Linked DNA regions of Mus musculus: region 2 is linked to region 1. The links are chromatin loops, found by intact Hi-C in ENCODE. Cell type or tissue: left cerebral cortex. All regions are shown on one strand.

Region 1 (8,000 bases):
TGCACAAGTATCAAATTTGTGAAGGGACTTGGGGCAAAGGGAAGCAGCTGCAGGTGGAGTCTTTCTCTTCAAATTGCCTTTAGACACATGTGAGATCCAGAGAGTACAAAGCCATCAAACAACAGTTGATATGCAGAACTCTCCAATTCCTTTTACTGTCTTCTTTTATTCTTAATCTAAAACCCCAGGGACCAAGAAGTTGTATTAGCAAATCCACGAAGACACAATAGCAGAGGATGTCAACCAAACTGCATCCCTGTTCATATACTTTCTGTGCAGATTGGGCTCAAACTGAGGGGACAGGGGAAAAATTAAACTAAATTGAAATGAACATTCCAATTTCTGTGGAGCAGAGCTTGTTCACTGACATAGTGTGATCAAAGAACTCTTTATTATAAGTGTATAAACAAAATGCTAGGACCCAATTTGTGTTAACATCCCAGGGCACTGTGGAAACTACTTCTGAATAAGTATAAAAGAGATAAAATATGTTTGTTTCATAATTGTCCCTAATGAGTTCTGTTTATACAATGTAATACTTAAATTCCTCATCATGTTAACAGTACAATAAATCCTTTAGGATTATTATCTTTTAGTTATGTTAATGACTGCCAGTCTTCAGGGTGGTGCCACGAGTTGGGTAAACAGATCTAATAGGTGTTAGATTTCCTTTCTGCTATTCTTTCAAAACACTTTGGATTTTTTTTTTACATGCTAAATTGTAAAATTCACTGGCATAAACTATTTTGACAGTTTACCAGAATGACGACGTATTATTATTTCTGTTAGTTTCAGGGAAAGCTACGGAATAAGCTACAATAACCAAGCAATTTAAATATCGAAGACTGTAGTTACTCCATGGAAATTTGAAGGATATATATTATGTCTTAGGTGATTTTGTTGTGTTTGTATGAGGTAACTGGGCATTATCTCTGAAATTTTTCTCACTACGTAATATTTCAAGGCAATTATTTGATAGTAAGTATTTTAGTTTCTACAATATTATACATATCATCTGTAGCATACATGTTTTATTATCATTATATGCACATTCTGTTTAGAAGTCCATAGTCATTCCAGTCTGGTATTTCATGGAATGTTTCTACAGGGATCCTTCCCTTCTACAAAGAATTTGGATGCTGAGACATGCTATTTTTAGAAACAGTAAAAAAGCATCTCTCTAAGGTAATGGGACACCATGAGGTGTGCTCTTGCATATTGCTTCCTTTACTAATTAAAGGGAATGTGAAATTGAGAGTAAGTTGGCATTGTTAAAGTAAATGACCCAATGCTTTAGTAATGAAGACACTTAGGAGCTGAAGTTTATTGTTTTAATTTTAATCTTGAGCAATTTTAGCCCCACAGAGTAAGTTGCTCTACATGTCCTGCAGAGCCTCACTTTCATTGTCCCAGCAATGGCTGCCCACTGACTCCATAAAAGCAAAACTGACTGTAATGAGTTGCATTTCAGATTGAAGTGTTTTATTTATATGCAAGATGAACTGATATTGGACATTTATTAAATCTAGTTTTTAACATGCTGTCATAAAGTGGGGTTCTTCAAAGGGCAGAGATTCTGGGAGACTAAAAGTTGCTTAAATGATGCCCCATAAAAATACACATAAGGCTCAGATGCCTTTGGATTAAATATTCATTACAGAATATTTACATAATGCATGGGAAAGTGCTTTTAAAATAAAAACTCTCTTTATATAAATGGAAGCTATGGCCAGATTTTCCCCCATTATCCCCAGTAGAGCACTTCAAAGCATACTTGAGAGTCAGGGAAGAGAATTTCTCCCCATCATGCTGTCAAACAATGAACTGACTAGTGTATACTGTCCAAACCTGCCCCGAATATGATGTTTTATCAGTCACCAAACTCTTTCTGGAATATCTATTTTTCATGATGTATAAATATATGATTCTTAAAAAAATATAGACTTGTTTTAAGGTTGATTGGAGGATATTGAATATCAACAAGGCTTTCTCAGTTAAGCATACAAAATCATCTGAATGCACAGAAACAACAGAGAGACCTGGTTTCTTGCTCCTAGTTAGATTCATGGTCTTAGCCAAGCAATTCTATGTCTGTGCTTTATTTTATTCATTTTTATATGTTATTTTTTTGTTTTCATTGAAGATGCTTTGAAACATTAATGATATCTTTCAGGCAATATTCCCAGGATCTGACATTGAAAAATTGAAAAATTGTTAATTTCTTCCTACTTAAACATATCATTATTGCCAAATTACAAACAGCAAATTCTTAATTACCCATATTAATATATGAGAATGTCTGTGTGGATAAAAAAATAACATGAATACGATTTTCCACATTTTGTTTTACAATTTTTTAATATTTTATAACTTTAAGTAAATATTTCTATATAGAATTGATATATGAGAGGAAGATTTTAAGAAGTAGAAAAGTGTTTTCATTTAACAGTTCAAAAATTTCAGACAGAGATGATGAATATAAATATAAATGTACCAAATGTACTATATGTAGCTGGAGGATCAACAAATCAAACATTTCCCTACTAGTTCTGTGATTTTTTTTTTTTGTCATTAATTCCCAAAATGATCTTGATGATTGTGTCTGTCAATCCAAAGTAGCTGAAAAACTGTTTGTCATCATTATGCTTGCCTGTCGATTCCTTTCTGAGAGCATTCATGTTAACTACCTATACTAGTTTACAGCAACATACAAGGATATAGTTTACAAATAATTTCATCCAAAAGCTTGAGTTAGTTTAATCTGAACTTTTTGTTATTGGGGACATCTGTGGATTAAAAACAACAACAACAATTATATATCACCAGCTAAGTCCGAAAATAGATACTGCCTCTCTTTGCCATGTTAACAGACTGCATTATTTACTCTGGAGGTTAATGCTAGAGTGGGGAGAAGATTGTTTACAGGCTGAGCCCAGGCACCATCTTAGCTTAATATCTTGGCTTATAACATCCCTAGAGGCAAAGAAGTAATTAAATGCTTTGTCGGGAACGTCCTTCTATTGTGATTCATAAGCAGGTACAACTGGTATATGATAAGAATAAGCCGAGCTGCCGATGATGATAAAGAACTCCACCTAATAGTTTCTCCAACAACTGGGAATGGAGGTTTACTTTGAAAAATTCACATAAAAGGTAATCTTCCAAGGGAAGAGATGCACTATGTGCTATGGTCTGTTTGTATTTAATGGACACATTTTCAAACTTGCACTGGAGTTATTCGTACAAGCATCTTATCTCTTTGATTGTTTTATAAACAGCTTAGGGATCAAAAGTATCTCTGCCTCTGTTTTATAGATGCCATGGTGCCCATTTATTATACTATCTTGTCTGTTTGCCAACCAGTCAATGAATTGATACATTTACGATGATATTGGAATTGTAATTCTAATAATGGAAATGGAAAATATTTAATAAAGTTGTTACAATTCTTGGAGAAAAGAAAAAAATATGTTCACATCCTCTTCAAGAGAATACATAAAAAGATTTCAAAGAAAAGAGTCAGGGACAATGAGAAAGCTTGCTGTGATGACTTGTTATACTTACTATAAAATATAATCCTCTGATATATTTAAGCTATTTCTAATGCGATATTATGGATGAAATATGAGTGGATTTTAAAAAAAAAAGAAAAGAAACTCAGGTCCATCTGTATAAAGCCACTTTTACTTTCTGACTTCTCACCCTTCCACATAGCCCAGACATAGGTTCTGGCTTTACAATATCTACTTCCTTGTCTCTTTCTGAAAGAATGTTATACATATTCCAGAGTTCAGAAATCCCCTGTGCTCCCTTAAACTACAAGAGTTTCACTGGAAACTTTATTTCAGTTGCTTGGAAGGTCCTATTCTTTTATATTCTAATTTTTCTATACCTGGCCCCTACAGCTTTTCTCTTCTCTATACTTCTCTTCTTTCAGGTCCTCTCCTCTCACACATGAGTTGCCACTCTCCTGACAAGAATGAAGACAGCAGTGAGCTTGCCTAGTATATGTGCAGATGTCGAATTTCTTTCCCAACTAGGTATAGAGAAAAGCCTACAGGAAGTAGATGTTGAAGGTGACAGGACAGAGGGTGGAGAAAATTCAGCTCTGTGATGTTGTTCCCCACAAGCAGTAATGGTCAAGAATAAAATCCAAGCTTTCAGTCTCTGAGAATGATAAAAGTACTTGTTGTTTAAGCCAGTTTATTCCAATATTGCAGCAAACTAATTCGGATGCACTCCTTCACCCTTGATCTTCCACATTTTAAACCTCTCTTCCTTGCAAACTTATTTTTCTATATGTGCCATTATTATCCTTCTGTAGAGAAACATGTCTAGCTTTATGATACTAAATGATTACCATTAAATACGGACAATAGCAAGGGGGAAATGGTGCAAATTCAAATGAAATGCTAGCAGCTAAAAGGCTGATTTTATAATGTGCATTTGTAGCAGCCCATTTCAGAGAGTCTACATAATGGTTTTAAAGGACTTTCAATAATGTTTCCTGCAGCTGTGCAGACTTTTAACTTTTAACTCTTCATTTAAAAACTACATCTAAATATAAATCAAACACTATACACTTCCAATTTAGCTGTTTGAATGGAAAGAGAACGTTGAAAGCTGGAGCAGTCATGAGTAAGTGCTATAGAAAGCTGGAGTCGACAGTTGCAATTTAAAACCAATCAAGTGGGCAGGAGAAGGGGAACACAGAACCTGAAAATAACTGGTGAGCGTAGAAATAGTCTTAAAGCAATAGCTGCACTAATAGTGATTATGGCTAATTAGTGGTCCAAGGGTGCCACACTCCAGGCAAGGGGAATTGAAGGTGAGAGGTAGTTTGAGCACAGACTAGTCAGTTTCCACCAGCAACACTCACCAGAGCTAGTCTCCCCTAAGATGGAAAAAAAAAAAAAAAAAAAAACTCACTTTGTAGTAAAGGACTGAGTAGAAACAAGAGGGAGCCACACAGTTACGCGACATGAATCCTCATTCCAAGGTGTTTTGATTTAGTCAAGCAAGATTGTGGAAAATCCAGACTTTCATGTGGAGAAAATGCTTAACATGAAAGATGGTATTGTGTTACCCTCTCGGGCATATTTATTCCTGAATGGGGGCTTGTCTGGAATATATAATAAATAAACTATATTCTACAAAAATACCCTTGGTATTTATACCTTGAAGAAAAAGCAGAGACTTAATAAATTTTCATCCTTATTGTGAGCAATTAGTTTCTTGACTAATTTTTCAGTTTTATACATTTATTACCCGAGGAAGCCATTTCTGGTCTCTTTTTTTCTTTGAAGATGGAAACACTAATCCAGTAATACAATTATTTCTAGAGAATTTCTGAATGAAAAATCTATGCTCATGAATTTATCAAAATATTTTATAGAGTGATCTACATATCATAAGCATATGTCTAATCAGATTATAAATTTCAAGCTAGGAAGATATTGAGAGATAACGATTTTTCTTTGAAAGACTTCATATAAATTTGGTGAATTTTTCATTTCAGTAGTATAAAATTTTTCAAAATAGTAAAGAAGAAAAATTAAAGTTACGTATAATGACTAAAAGTAATGGAAATTTGCATTAACAGATGTTTTAATTTTAGTTTTTAGTGATATTAATACATTTTTATGATCAAGGATACTTTGGTAGAAGCTATTAGGGGCTTGTATAAAATCTCAAAGTCAGCTGAAGACACCTCAAGATAAATTTCACAGCACAAAGGATATATATATATGTATATATTTGTCCCAAAGGGTCAAAGGTTAGGGATAGAGGAAAAAGACAGTAGATAGAGGAAGAGAGGGAAGTGGAGGGAAGAAAGGAGAGGAAGAAAGTGGGTAAGGGCAAGGGGGAAAGAGTATTGGGAGGGGCTGTGGTTGAAGGCTGGGCTGGGGGAAAGACCATCTCTGGATAGAGAGAAGACAGACATGGCCCATAAGCAAATGGAAGTTTATCAAGGCAAAAGAGAGAATCCCATATTAGGCCAAGGTGTTTAATTTTAATTGGATGTATTACATAGTTGGGTTAAAAGGGGTCTTTGATTGCTGGACTTCAATAATATGATACTTGGACTTTGATGGTAAGTCTTAGGAGGAGGGATTGGCCAAATAAGGAAATAGACCTCCTAGGCTAGTTTCAGGAAAGCAAACAATTAATGGTTTTTAGCAAGACTGAGGGAATGGAGGAGAGGATGCCAGAACCATGTTTGCAATGCTCAGGCTGGCTAGAGTCCTTTCATTTATTATTGAGCCTCTGGGTATTGGGTAAGGAGGTTTCCTTATCTCTGGCTGCTTCTTGCTGACACTGAGTTCTTCCTGTTAAGGGACACAAGGAAGCTGGCTTGTTGATCCAGGCTGAGAATGGCAGACTGTGTCAGTTTATGTACTGGTTCTGGCAGATCATCTGAGCTAGAAAAGTATATTCTATAAAGTCTAGACAAGGAAGTGGATTCTAAGGAAACAGGTGGGGCTAGTGCTGGAGTTGTAAAGCAGTCTGAAGTTGGTCTGAAAACTACTAAGACAGATAGACTAGGGTCAAAGGTAAAAGTGACATATATACATACATATATATATATATATATATATATATATATATATATATATATATACACACACACACACACACATATATAATATATATAATGAAACTTAATTGAAATATAATATGTAAATTATATATATAATATGTAAATTATATATATATATATATATATATATATATATAAAATTTGAAAGGACTCTAGCCAGCCTAGGCATTGCAAATATAGCTCTGGTGTGTTTCACCCCATTCCCTCTGTCTTGCTCAAAACCATTAGATTGCTTGCTTTCCTGAAACTAGTCCAGGAAGTCTATTCATTATATACATTTTGTCCGAAAGGGTCTAAGCTATATATATATATAACTTTTCAACCCAAATCTTTTAGATTCATAGTCCTGGTGTTTTGGGAGAAGAGTCTCAAGACCAGGGAAAGGGGGGAGATCCCAACTTTAGGAATAGGCAAAATGCAGGGAAACCTAAGATGCTGGTTAACACAAGTATTTATCTAGAGTCTGTTTTAGAGTTCTTGAGAGAAGAAAGGAGATTTAGATGGGCTAGAACAATTGTTATCTGAAAGCAGGTCTGATTGTGTTGGGAGAATATAATTTGAAAGGCTTTGTTACATTATAACAATCCTTCTTAGGGTGTTCCAGTAGGTTCTAAAAATTAAATATTTTAGGAACATGAATGATTGGGGAGGATCTTGGCACACATTGAGAGGCACCATCTGTAACAGCTTTATAAATATAATCTAATAGGTTTTAGCAAGGACAAGGGAATGGGGAGAAGGGCAAGACCTGCCAATGCCATGTTTGTCATGCTTAAGCTTTCTTGAGTCCCTTCAGTGCTAGCTTTCATTGTGTGCTTAGTTCTAACTCTCAAATTTAGGGAGTTAATTTTTCTCTGCCCTTGTGAAGAATGTAGAGTGAGCTAAGCCCTTAGACTTGAAATGTATATTCAGGACCAATTTTGGTTTTCAGGGAATCTGGCTGATTCTGGAATAATGAGACAAAGTTAGGGTAGCGAGGCAGTTGGATGGAATGTAGGTCTTGTAAACACAGCTTTCTTGACCCTGGACCCTACTTTCTCTCTCTCTCTGTTTCTCTCTCTCTCTCTCTCTCTCTCTCTCTCTCTCTCTCTCTCTCTCTCTCTCTCTCTCATTATTCTTCTTGCTAGTTATGATGTTAAAGAAGAGAAGGAAGTATGTCCCATTTTTTCTTCATTTCAATTTGTTAGGTAATTGTTGAAAATTTCTGTAAAGTAAAACATATCAAAAATAGAGCACATGCATAAACTCTGCATGTGTAAAATATTGTTAAAATTTCATCATACACAATTCACTTTAAAGCAAAGAACAGAAATCAGTCCTCGACAGAATGTATTTTCCAAACACGGCACAACACTATGTCCAGTCTCTTTTCATCCTGTGAAATCTTGGCATTTCTTCT
Region 2 (8,000 bases), 47 kb before region 1:
AGAACAAACAAGAAAGTAATCCCTCAACAAACCAAAAAGAAGACAGCCACAAGAACAGAATGCCAACTCTAACAACAAAAATAAAAGGAAGCAACAATTACTTTTTCCTTAATATCTCTTAATATCAATGGACTCAATTCCCCAATAAAAAGACATAGACTAACAGACTGGCTACACAAACAGGACCCAACATTCTGCTGCATACAGGAAACACATCTCAGGGAAAAAGACAGACACTACCTCAGAGTGAAAGGCTGGAAAACAATTTTCCAAGCAAATGGTCTGAAGAAACAAGCTGGAGTAGCCATTTTAATATCGGATAAAATCGACTTCCAACCCAAAGTTATCAAAAAAGACAAGGAGGGATACTTCATACTCATCAAAGGTAAAATCCTCCAAGAGGAAGTCACAATTCTGAATATCTGTGCTCCAAATGCAAGGGCAGCCACATTCATTAAAGACACTTTAGTAAAGCTCAAAGCACACATTGCACCTCACACAATAATAGTGGGAGACTTCAACACACCGCTTTCACCAATGGACAGATCGTGGAAACAGAAACTAAACAGGGACACAGTGAAACTAACAGAAGTGATGAAACAAATGGACCTGACAGATATCTACAGAACATTTTATCCTAAAACAAAAGGATATACCTTCTTCTCAGCACCTCACGGGACCTTCTCCAAAATTGACCATATAATTGGTCACAAAACAGGCCTCAAAAGATACAAAAATATTGAAATCGTCCCATGTATCATATCAGACCACCATGGCCTAAGACTGATCTTCAATAACAACATAAATAATGGAAAGCCAACATTCACGTGGAAACTGAACAACACTCTTCTCAATGATACCTTGGTCAAGGAAGGAATAAAGAAAGAAATTAAAGACTTTTTAGAGTTTAATGAAAATGAAGCCACAACGTACCCAAACCGATGGGACACAATGAAAGCATTTCTAAGAGGGAAACTCATAACTCTGAGTGCCTCCAAGAAGAAACAGGAGAGAGCACATACTAGCAGCTTGACAACACATCTAAAAGCTCTAGAAAAAAAGGAAGCAAATTCACCCAAGAGGAGTAGACGGCCGGAAATAATCAAACTCAGGGGTGAAATTAACCAAGTGGAAACAAGAAGAACTATTCAAAGAATTCAAACGAGGAGTTGGTTCTTTGAGAAAATCAACAAGATAGATAAACCCTTAGCTTGACTCACTAAAGGGCACAGGGACAAAATCCTAATCAACAAAATCAGAAATGAAAAGGGAGACATAACAACAGATCCTGAAGAAATCCAAAACACCATCAGATCCTTCTACAAAAGGTTATACTCAACAAAACTGGAAAACCTGGACAAAATGGACAAATTTCTGGACAGATACCAGGTACCAAAGTTGAGTCAGGATCAAGTTGACCATCTAAACAGTCCCATATCACCTAAAGAAATAGAAGCAGTTATTAATATTCTCCCAGCCAAAAAAAGCCCAGGACCAGACAGGTTTAGTGCAGAGTTCTATCAGACCTTCAAAGAAGATCTAATTCCAGTTCTACACAAACTTTTTCACAAAATAGAAGTAGAAGGTACTCTACCCAACTCATTTTATGAAGCGACTATTACTCTGATACCTAAACCACAGAAAGATTCAACAAAGATAAAGAACTTCAGACCAATTTCTCTTATGAATATCGATGCAAAAATCCTCAATAAAATTCTCGCTAACCGAATCCAAGAACATATTAAAGCAATCATCCATCCTGACCAAGTAGGTTTTATTCCAGGAATGCAGGGATGGTTTAATATACAAAAATCCATCAATGTAATCCATTATATAAACAAACTCAAAGACAAAAACCACATGATCATCTCGTTAGATGCAGAAAAAGCATTTGACAAGATTCAACACCCATTCATGATAAAAGTTTGGAAAGATCAGGAATTCAAGGCCCATACCTAAACATGATAAAAGCAATCTACAGCAAACCAGTAGCCAACATCAAAGTAAATGGAGAGAAGCTGGAAGCAATCCCACTAAAATCAGGGACTAGACAAGGCTGCCCACTTTCTCCCTACCTTTTCAACATAGTACTTGAAGTATTAGCCAGAGCAATTCGACAACAAAAGGAGATCAAGGGGATACAAATTGGAAAAGAGGAAGTCAAAATATCACTTTTTGCAGATGATATGATAGTATATATAAGTGACCCTAAAAATTCTACCAGAGAACTCCTAAACCTGATAAGCAGCTTCGGTGAAGTAGCTGGATATAAAATAAACTCAAACAAGTCAATGGCCTTTCTCTATACAAAGAATAAACAGGCTGAGAAAGAAGTTAGGGAAAGAACACCCTTCTCAATAGTCACAAATAGTATAAAATATCTTGCCGTAACTCTAACTAAGGAGGTGAAAGATCTGTATTATAAAAACTTCAAATCTCTGAAGAAAGAAATTAAAGAAGATCTCAGAAGATGGAAAGATCTCCCATGCTCATGGATTGGCAGGATCAACATTGTAAAAATGGCTATCTTGCCAAAAGCAATCTACAGATTCAATGCAATCCCCATCAAAATTCCAACTCAATTCTTCAACGAATTAGAAGGAGCAAGTTGCAAATTCATCTGGAATAACAAAAAACCTAGGATAGCAAAAAGTCTTCTCAAGGATAAAAGAACCTCTGGTGGAATCACCATGCCTGACCTAAAGCTTTACTACAGAGCAATTGTGATAAAAACTGCATGGTACTGGTATAGAAACAGACAAGTAGACCAATGGAATAGAATTGAAGACCCAGAAATGAACGCACACACCTATGGTCACTTGATCTTCGACAAGGGAGCTAAAACCATCCAGTGGAAGAAAGACAGCATTTTCAACAATTGGTGCTGGCACAACTGGTTGTTATCATGTAGAAGAATTCGAATCGATCCATATTTATCAACTTGTACTAAGGTCAAATCTAAGTGGATCAAAGAACTTCACATAAAACCAGAGACACTGAAACTTATAGAGGAGAAAGTGGGGAAAAGCCTTGAAGATATGGGCACAGGGGAAAAATTCCTGAACAGAACAGCAATGGCATGTGCTGTAAGATCGAGAATTGACCAATGGGACCTAACGAAACTCCAAAGTTTCTGCAAGGCAAAAGACACCATCAACAAGACAAAAAGACCACCAACAGATTGGGAAAGGATCTTTACCTATCCTAAATCAGATAGGGGGCTATTATCCAACATATATAAAGAACTCAAGAAGGTGGACTTCAGAAAATCGAACAAGCCCATTAAAAAATGGGGCTCAGAACTGAACAAAGAATTCTCACCTGAGGAATACCGAATGGTAGAGAAGCACCTGAAAAAATGTTCAACATCCTTAATCATCAGGGAAATGCAAATCAAAACAACCCTGAGATTCCACCTCACACCAGTCAGAATGGCTAAGATCAAAAATTCAGGTGACAGCAGATGCTGGTGTGGATGTGGAGAAAGAGGAACACTCCTCCATTGTTGGTGGGATTGCAGGCTTGTACAACCGCTCTGGAAATCAGTCTGGCGGTTCTTCAGAAAACTGAACATAGTACTACCGGAGGATCCAGCAATACCTCTCCTGGGCATTTATCCAGAAGATGCCCCAACTGGTAAGATGAACACATGCTCCACTATGTTCATAGCAGCCTTATTTATAATAGCCAGAAGCTGGAAAGAACCCAGATGCCCCTCAACAGAGGAATGGTTACAGAAAATGTGGTACATCTACACAATGGAGTACTACTCAGCTATTAAAAAGAATGAATTTATGAAATTCCTAGCCAAATGGATGGACCTGGAGGGCATCATCCTGAGTGAGGTAACACATTCACAAAGAAACTCACACAATATGTACTCACTGATAAGTGGATATTAGCCCCAAACCTAGGATACCCAAGATATAAGATATAATTTGCTAAACACACGAAACTCAAGAAGAATGAAGACTGAAGTGTGGACACTATGCCCCTCCTTAGAATTGGGAACAAAACACCCATGGAAGGAGTTACAGAGACAAAGTTTGGAGCTGAGATGAAAGGATGGACCATGTAGAGACTGCCATATCCAGGGATCCACCCCATAATCAGCATCCAAACGCTGACACCATTGCATACCCTAGCAAGATTTTATTGAAAGGACCCAGATGTAGCTATCTCTTGTGAGACTATGCCGGGGCCTAGCAAACACAGAAGTGGATGCTCACAGTCAGCTAATGGATGGATCACAGGGCTCCCAATGGAGGAGCTAGAGAAAGAACCCAAGGAGCTAAAGGGATCTGCAACCCCATAGGTGGAACAACATTATGAACTAACCAGTACCCCGGAGCTCTTTACTCTAGCTGCATATGTAACAAAAGATGGCCTAATCGGCCATCACTGGAAAGAGAGGCCCATTGGACAGGTAAACTTTGTATGCCCCAGTACAGGGGAACGCCAGGGCCAAAAAGGGGGAGTGGGTGGGTAGGAGAGTGGGGGTGGGTGGGTATGAGGACTTTTGGTATAGCATTGGAAATGTAAATGAGCTAAATACCTAATAAAAAATGGAAAAAAAAATAAAATCTAAGTATTTACATTAAAAGTAGGAAAATTAGCAGCACAAAAGTTGATACATGGCTCAGTGAATAGAGTATTAGCATTTCAAGCCTGAGGGCTCTAGTTTGGGTCACAAGTACCCATGTACAAAATCATGCACAGCAGCATTCATTAGAAACCCATGTACAAAGCCATGCACAGTACTATGAGTATGGGGAGAAAGATGAACTACTCTAAATTTCTGATCAGCCAGTCTTTCTGATCACTGGACAAGTTCAGTGAGAGGCCCTGTCTCACATCAATAAGACAGAGATAAATGAGAGACATCTGATGTTAGCCTCTAGTCATACATATGCATGCATGTGCATTGAACACATACACACACACAGAGGAAAGTACATTTTAGTAATTTTGGAGCATGGTATAGCTATCAGAATGTTTTTATTTTTCTTTTTTGTACCATACATTTATATTGCACAGTCAGCCTACAGGTATTTCACAACATTGTTTAAAATAATTGATGCTCAGAAAATTTAAATAACGTTTTTTACTGTTTTTGAGAGTCATGTACGTTTCATCCACTCAAGTATAGGTCCCTCAAATTCAAGAATGCAAAACCTTTTCATTTTTAACTCATTTGTTATATCTTTAAGTTCAGAATCCATCATTGTTAGTATTCATATTTCTCTTTTCAGATTCCAGGTCATTATCATATAAATGATTTTAGCACTCTAATCTCTCTCATTACTAGCCACAGAAACTACTGAATTTCATCCAGCATAAGATGCACCCAGTATAATATATAGTTTTAAATGTTCTCTCCAGAAATCCTTGACATTTAAATTATGCATATCATCATTTGTGAGATGGAACTAGATTTAAAAAAAAATAAAATGATTTCTTGTTCGTGCTTAGCCTCAACATAGCACTGTTTATTTACACACCACTGTGAATCCTGAGAGAAAGAGGAAGAGTACATTTAGTACAATGTGCTTGATTTGATGATGTTTTTCTATAATAAGGAAAAATTCAGCAATTTGTAAAATGCCATTTTTGCATGATGATTTAGAAGGTTATAGTAAATATTGTTTTTAGAAGTAAGAACACTTTTAAGATCATATCTGTAGAGATATTGGTAGCTTGATTATATCTTTCGCATCATCATATCTCCCTAACCAGTGAGCAGCCCTTTGCCTACCAACAAACTCTGACATTCGAGTTGTCACTTCATGCTGGGTACCATGTACACATGAGGCTTCCTTTTCTAAGACTTAGAGAGACTAGCAGTTCAGAGATCACCAAACTGAGACAGTGCAGTGGAAATTACAGTTGTTGTCTCTTGGCAAGTTTCAGCCTAGGAATTATAAATATTTAATAATCTAACATGTTGATAAAATGAACTAAGAGTTTGTCTAAAACTTTTAAGACCATGGTAATAATAATAAAAAAAAAACCTCAGCTATTATATAGTGGATGTGAATTGATGATCTTGATAACCAATTATAAAGAATAAGTTAAGAGGAAGAAGAAATGTCATGGATCAATGTCTGTCTGGCTCCAGAGGTCTCTATTGGAAATTTGGCTTGCACTTTTTTTTTTATCTGGATATTTTTCTGTCACAGTTCCCATCTTCTGTGACATAAAGTTTAATGAATATCCTAGAATGCTGGAATGTCCAATGGCCCACATAAAGAGATCTAAGTTGAAATATAGTGCTGTTAAATGTGCTATCTTATTTATACCTGAAGATCTATTCTAGGCAGCTTTGGATGGAAAGCTGCCTTCCAACAGTGATAAAAAGAGTAATTGAGTATCAACAAGGGCTGTATGGTATGCTCCCTGAAATACTAACCAACAATACTTAGACAGTAAGTATATGAAGATAGCTCCCTGTCAAAGCCTCTGGTCGCCTCTCTTCTTTCAGTTCTTGATTGCAACCGGGGGATCCCCTCTCCCATCATTCCAAAGAATGTGTAAGTAATTTGACCAGAATTTCTCCACTAAGCCCTTCCCTTAACATAATATTTGAGGGAACCAATTTTAGAAATTCACTCTCCATTAACTAAATCTTTCTCTGATTATCTAAAAAGCTGAACATCCCCTGTCCTTTTCCTGCAACCACCCAAACTTAATTCTTCTATACAGTGGCTATCACTTAAAAAAGGCACACAAGGAAAAAAAACTAGGAATACTATTTTAATAACATTTGATATGCCCTACCACTTCTATAATGAAACATGCAGGTAAGTTGTGATATCTTTGTTGGTCATGATTAATATACAATATGTGAAATTCTCAAAAATTAGTAAAATTATTTTATACAAATTAAACCAATGTAGTATTAAGAATGGAAATATGCCAATATTTTAGGAGCTTTTAAACTATTCATGATTGATGGGCCCACTAAAAATTACACTAAAATATTAACCACTTTTGGCATACATAGACTATAATCAAAGCTGTTCCTATAGAAGGTAAGTAGTTTCAGTCAAAATAAACCTTACACAGTTCTTCTGACTCAATGTTTCTGACTCTTTTGTTCTTAAATAGTTATTTATTCTTTCTCTCTGAGATACAAATCCATTTAAATACTTCTTGACAATTTTACAAACTTAAAATGTTTTTCTCCTATTCTGGAGCCATCTCTGAAATAACGTCACCAATAAAGATGTCCTTATCACTAAGATTATGAGAGACCAGGCAGGGTTTAACTTCAACCAAGATATTTACTCAAAAGGAACAAAAACATATTTTTCATTGAATCCATCTAATTAGCTAACTTGCTACACAGGATTATGATCTATAATGCCCTATATGCAAACCAGCTCTGAAGCTTAACCACTTCTTAAATAATTGAATTAAAAGTAAATCCTAGCTTCTCATTTCTAATATAAGAGTTTTTATAAGTATTTTTCTTGCCTCCAGCTGAATGATACATTTTTTTCAGACACTTGTATATAACATTGGTTTTACTAAAACTCTATCACACGAGTTTAACATAGGGTGAAGCATATACTAACATATGAAATGGCAACCATGGAGAAAATATTTCAAGCATCGACTTGGCAATACATTTTTAAAAACAAATACTTAACCCATGATCTAGAAAGAAAATACTCACCTCTGTACCATAGATACCACAGGATTTGTCTGGAATGGTGTTAATATAACCATGTACATTTTGGGGGCTATAGCTAGAAATTGATTAACTTCATACTCTTGGAAGGACTCAAGAAAGACTAATTCTGATTGTAATTATTATGGAAACTGAGTCTAGGTCATCATTATAGCTTCTTTAATTCATTACATCTAATTTTAGGGGCTTCGTCAGTTAGCCTCTATTATGCCTAGAAGAATGCTTTAACATTTAAAATTTGCAGTGGAATTTCCACATGTTTAAAATTCAAAGAAGTCAACCAAACACTCATATGATAGAATGAAAA

The links. A loop is a pair of places that touch in the nucleus more often than their neighbours do. Peaks named below come from ENCODE experiments on the same cell type or tissue, not always from the same donor. Only the 100,000 strongest peaks of a DNase experiment are listed, where the experiment ranks them.
Region 2: a loop joins it to region 1, with 6 times the contacts of the local background. A loop is called at or near these places in 2 of 42 quality-filtered maps.

What each region holds. Positions count from the first base shown.
Region 1 is chr14:85,211,952-85,219,951 of GRCm38, reverse strand. No RefSeq gene overlaps it. Among named protein-coding and RNA genes, the nearest start is that of 9630013A20Rik, 740 kb to the right of the region's middle. In left cerebral cortex, no CTCF peak of the experiment used is centred here; a DNase peak (open chromatin) is centred at 4,669.
Region 2 is chr14:85,258,702-85,266,701 of GRCm38, reverse strand. No RefSeq gene overlaps it. Among named protein-coding and RNA genes, the nearest start is that of 9630013A20Rik, 790 kb to the right of the region's middle. In left cerebral cortex, no CTCF peak of the experiment used is centred here; no DNase peak of the experiment used is centred here.